Linked DNA regions of Homo sapiens: region 1 is linked to region 2. A link is a loop called in an ENCODE intact Hi-C map of the cell type or tissue named here. Cell type or tissue: GM12878. All regions are shown on one strand.

Evidence for each region. Hi-C counts contacts between places; a loop is a spot of excess contacts. Peaks named below come from ENCODE experiments on the same cell type or tissue, not always from the same donor. Only the 100,000 strongest peaks of a DNase experiment are listed, where the experiment ranks them.
Region 1: it touches region 2 in a loop (2.5-fold over the local background); 9 of 110 quality-filtered maps call a loop at or near these places.

Annotation. Positions count from the first base shown.
Region 1 is chrX:131,632,449-131,634,948 of GRCh38, reverse strand. No RefSeq gene overlaps it. Among named protein-coding and RNA genes, the nearest start is that of OR13H1, 90 kb to the right of the region's middle. In GM12878, a CTCF peak has its summit at 1,232 (motif pointing right); a DNase peak (open chromatin) is centred at 1,248.
Region 2 is chrX:131,053,956-131,056,455 of GRCh38, reverse strand. All of the region lies in intron 1 of LINC01201 (long intergenic non-protein coding RNA 1201), which reads left to right. Among named protein-coding and RNA genes, the nearest start is that of LINC01201, 2.9 kb to the left of the region's middle. In GM12878, no CTCF peak of the experiment used is centred here; no DNase peak of the experiment used is centred here.

The DNA of each region.
Region 1 (2,500 bases), 580 kb before region 2:
CAAAATAAGATGAAAAGCATAGGTTTTCTTTTTTCTTCTTTTCTAAAAACATTTTATTTTAGATTCAGGGGGTACATGTGCAGGTTTGTTACATGGGTATATTGCGTGATGCTGAGGTTTGGGCTTCTAATGATCTCTTCACCCAAGTAGTGAACATAGCACCCAATAGGTAGTTTTTCAACCCCTGCCCCCTCCCTTCCCCCCACTTTGGGATCCCCAGTATCTATTGTTCCCATCTTTGTGTGCATGTATAGCCAATGCATAGCTCCCACTTATAAGTGAGAACATGCGGTATTTGGTTTTCTGTTCCCACATTAATTCACTTAGGCTGATGGCCTCCAGCCGCATCCATGTTGCTGCAAAGGACATGATTTTGTTCTTTTTTAGGGCATAGGTTTTCTTAGGCTATAGTGAGGTAGGCACTTGGATCTCCACTCTGTAGAGGGTTGAGTAGAAGCAGTAACACAGTAGTAATACTGGGGTTTTGTTGCATGTTATCTCATCTCATGAGCACGCCGATTCCTATTGCATGTTATCTCATGAGCACACCGATCCTATAGGAGGATCTCTATTCTTCCTAATCTGCTATATGAACAAGGGGATCTCTTCACTAGTGTAAAGGTGAGTGTACCACCCAGAATTCCTTATGATGTACTGCCCTTCCCACAGCCCTTTGTAGGTAAGGGTAAAAGATGATCCTTCCACTTTCACCCTGGCTCCCTGGTTAGTATACAAAAGTTTCTAGTGATGGGAGTGGCACCTGTGGACAAAGTGGTTAACCCTGCTGTAGGATATATTAAGAGACTAGTGCAACCAGGAGGCCTGTGGCATGGGTCCTTGTGTTTCTCTAGTTTGGTAGACACATATGTATCTACACTCTGTGGCTTATTATTTCTGAAATAATAGTATAACTCTGACCAATCTATCTTGTAGTTTTCCCCCTGAGGCTTACTGAGAACCTAGACGGTTCTACTCAAGAGATGACACTACAGGCTACTCCCTAACTGTGATGGGCAACTGAAAAAATACATTGCCTTAAGAGAGTACGGCTTGCCTGACTCTCTTCATGCCCTGCTAGAATCTGAAGTACTTAGAGTCCCTCCAAATTTGAGGTTGTATGTGGCTAGTGAATTTCCCCAGAAGTGAAGGTGGCAGGGCAGTGATCCTGGTTGAAAGGCGAGGTTCACAATTCAGAGTTCTCTGTGCCCCTGTATGCATCATGCTGAACACTAGAGGGCACCCTTGTGCTGTTAGAAGCTGAGAGCTGTGGCTACAAGCGGCACTAACTTTAGGATGTGGAATCTTAGTCTCCTGAGGGATTCATTAGATGGTACCGCTGGGGCCTGGGCTGGGTTACAAGACATTAGGAAGAAGATTAAATACTCATTAGGAATTCAAGTTGTGGTGAATTAGCTTTTAGGCAGAGCTCACTGGGCCGGGGTATAAAAGGAGTCATTAAGGGAGCCAACCAGGCCAGGCGCAGTGGCTCACCCCTGTAATCTGAGCACTTTGGGAGGAGAATAGGAGTTCGAGACCAACCTGGCTAAAATGGCGAAACTTCGTCTCTACTAAAAATACAAAAATTAACCGAGCGTAGTGGTGCGCGCCTGTAATCCCAGCTACTTGGAGGGCTGAGGCAGGAGAATCACTTGAACCTGGGAGGCGGAGGATGCAGTGAACCAAGATCGCACCACTGCACTCCAGCCTGGGTGACAGAGTGAGACTTCTTCTCAAAACAAACAACAGCAACAAAAAAGGAGCCAACCAAAAGGGACATATACTTTCAACTGCTATCTATATGCAACTCCCGTATCTATATTTCCAGATTTTTCTTCTGAGCCTCAGATATATAGTCAACTGGGTACTGAATACACAGTAATCTGAATATCCTTCAGATGCCTTAAACTCAATGTTTCCAAAATGAAACTGATATTTTCCTTACTCTCCTTGCCTCCAATTTTCCCACACCCCTTTCCGATGCCATAGCCCCACCAATGATACCCTTCTCTGCCTCACAAACTCACTCATTTACCAATATTCCCAATTTCAGTAAATAGTACCACCTTGTTGTTCAAATCATCAAACTGGTAGTATCATCTTTGACACATTCTTCTTTCCATCTTCTTTCTCATCAGTTACCCTGTCCTGTTAATGCAATTTGCTAAATGCCTCCTAAATTTACCCAATTTTCCAAATCCCCCATCCCTGCCCACCATCTTCTCTCGCCTGGATTACTACAATAGCCTTATAGACCTGCTTCTCACATCCAGTGTTAACCCCTCCCATTTATTCTCCACCCTTCAACCACAGCCTATATAAAATTGAAATCTAGCGATGTCCCTAGATGCTTGAAACCATTGAATGATCTTCTTAGCCTTCAGGATGATGTTTAAATGCTTTGGCATGGAATTCATTCATGCTGCTATTGGGACCTCTATTTTGTGCTATGTACAATGTTAGAGAAATTGGGGATGAACCCACAAATGAAATATACATAGTT
Region 2 (2,500 bases):
TTTTTTTGGGCTCCCTCATGGCACAAAATCTGCCTGCTTGGTCCAATCCCAGAGTCCTCGGAAACTGAAATTGCTCTGCTTCCAAGGCAGCTCTACATGAGGTACAAACCCATGACAGCCGTCCTTCTTTGTTGCCTTTTTCTCAAGAGGTATAATGTAATAAAGGAACAAAGCTACAGAAACTCACAAACCTAGATTGGAAGCTCAATTCTGCTATGTTCTAGCCATGTAATCTTGGGAGGGTTATTTAATCTCTCTGAAGCTTAGTTTCCTCCCCTGTAAAATGGGGATATTAATAGCTATGAAAAAGCTCCAGGTGGACCAAAGCATCTACTCTTTTGGGAAAAAAGAGAAGAGGAAATACAGAGGTCAGAATTCTTTAAAAAATTGATTTAGTAACTAAGTTAGCAGTTCTGCCCTGTCCCTTTTCTTTGACCACCTGCCTACTCTGCCACTTAATTACTTAGTGTTACATTACCTTTGAAAATCTTTATCCTTAACTAAATTTCCTGGGGTAGAAGGGCATAATAGACATAATAGGGAAATGCATTCATCCATCAATCCATTAATTCATACAACAAATATTTTTCAAATGTCCTCTAGGTGCCAGATATTGAGCTATGCAAATAATGTTGATTCACTCAATGAATTATTATGCAATTATTTTTAAGTGTATAATTCAGAAGCTTATATGATAAACTGAAAATACGCGTATGATATTTTTAAATGAAAAAAAGGCAGGATGCAAAATGTGCACACATTGTAATATAGACAGCGCAAATAAATAATAAGCCTATATACAGAAAAAAAAAGGCTAAAAGGAAACGCACCAGAATCTGAGTCGTGATTGTATTTAGGTAATGCAATTATGGGCAATTTTTAACTGTTTTATTATTTTCATATCTTAGTATTCTCCAATTTTTCTTTAATAAACCTATATTATTTTCTGGAGTTAGAAAATCCTACTTAGAAAAAAATCTACAACTTCGTCTCTGCTGAATAAAGGACTAGGCTAGATAGGAGAATGACGAGGGCCTTTAGGTTGGGGTTGTGCCAGTGGCACAGGGCACCTGGGCTGGCTTTGGTGACCCAGAAAAGGCTGAGAAAGTTGGCCTGCGAGTAAAACGCAGAATTCCCCTCCTGTGCAGGGGCACATAACAAGTTATGACTCCTCCTTTCTGAGGATGTAGGAGTCCTTAGTGCCCCCATCGAGCAGCCAGGAGCCTGCTAGCCTGGACCTGTAATCCCTCATCCCACGGTATGTGCTCACAAGGGATACATAGGACATCCTTGTCCTCACTCTGACAGTCCAAGACCTACGGCACGACAGTTTACTGCTTCTTAAGCGTCTTCTATTGTAATTCCAATTAAGAGCCAAGCATCCTGCTCCTAGTTTGGGTCATTGTCTTCCCAGAGGTCTTTAGCCAGAATGATAAAGTGAATCTGGGGCTTGTTGACTTTTAGAAGATAGGCTTCAGACCTTCTTAACTTTTTTCCTGAAGCCCAAAAGTGCTTGACACCCGGGCATATAATTGCTAATTAAATGGGACTCTAGGAATTAAAGGCCCTTAAACCTTGTTGTTGATCAGTGTTTCCCAAAGTACAATCTATTGGACCAGATGCATCAGAATCACTTGGAATGTCATATAACAATGCAGATTTCCTGCTCCCACTCCAGTCCTACTAAACAAGAATTTCTGGGCATGGGGACTAGAAAATAGTATTTTTAACAGGCCCTCCATGGTGGTTTTACGCCCACTAAAGTTAGAGAAACTCTAATATAGAAGAAAGAAGTCTTTCCCTGCAAACCCTCCCCTTGCACCCTAGCTACAGGGAACACTGCGGCACCCTAGCCACAAGAAACACTGGGGCAACCAAATGGGGAAACTGGTCACTTTAAGCCCACTCTACTTCTTTTGGGTGCATGGGGAAATATGTAGCATGGAAAATTGACTAAACCTTGAAACTTGACTCTTCATAAGGCCTAGGTGTATTCAAAATGAGCATACTCCATACAAGTCATTCATTTGGATTTTCTAAGAATCCTTGTGTATATGTCTACATAGCACTTCCCAGTCAGGTTATTTCATTTGAACATTCTACTTGTTGGGTTCCTTGCATCAGGCAAGAGAGCACAGTGGAAAGGGCAGTTAAAATGCCAAGAGTGAGGCTGGACTTACTGGCTGACTGGCTGGGTGAATGTGTGTCTGCTTCCCAACATGAGCCTCAGGCTCCTCCTCCATGAAGTGGGAATCTCAGTCCTGCCACCCACCTCCCTTTACAGCAGGCTTGTCCAACCCATGGCCCGTGGGCCACATGCAACCAGGACAGCTTTGGATGCGGCCCAACACAAATTTGTAAACTTTCTTAAAACATAAGATTCTTTTGCCATTTGTTTTACCTTATCAGCTATCATTAGTGTTAGTGTATTTTATGTATGGCCCAACAATTCTCCCAAAGTGGCCCAGGGAAGCCAAAAAAATTGGACACCTCTGCTCTA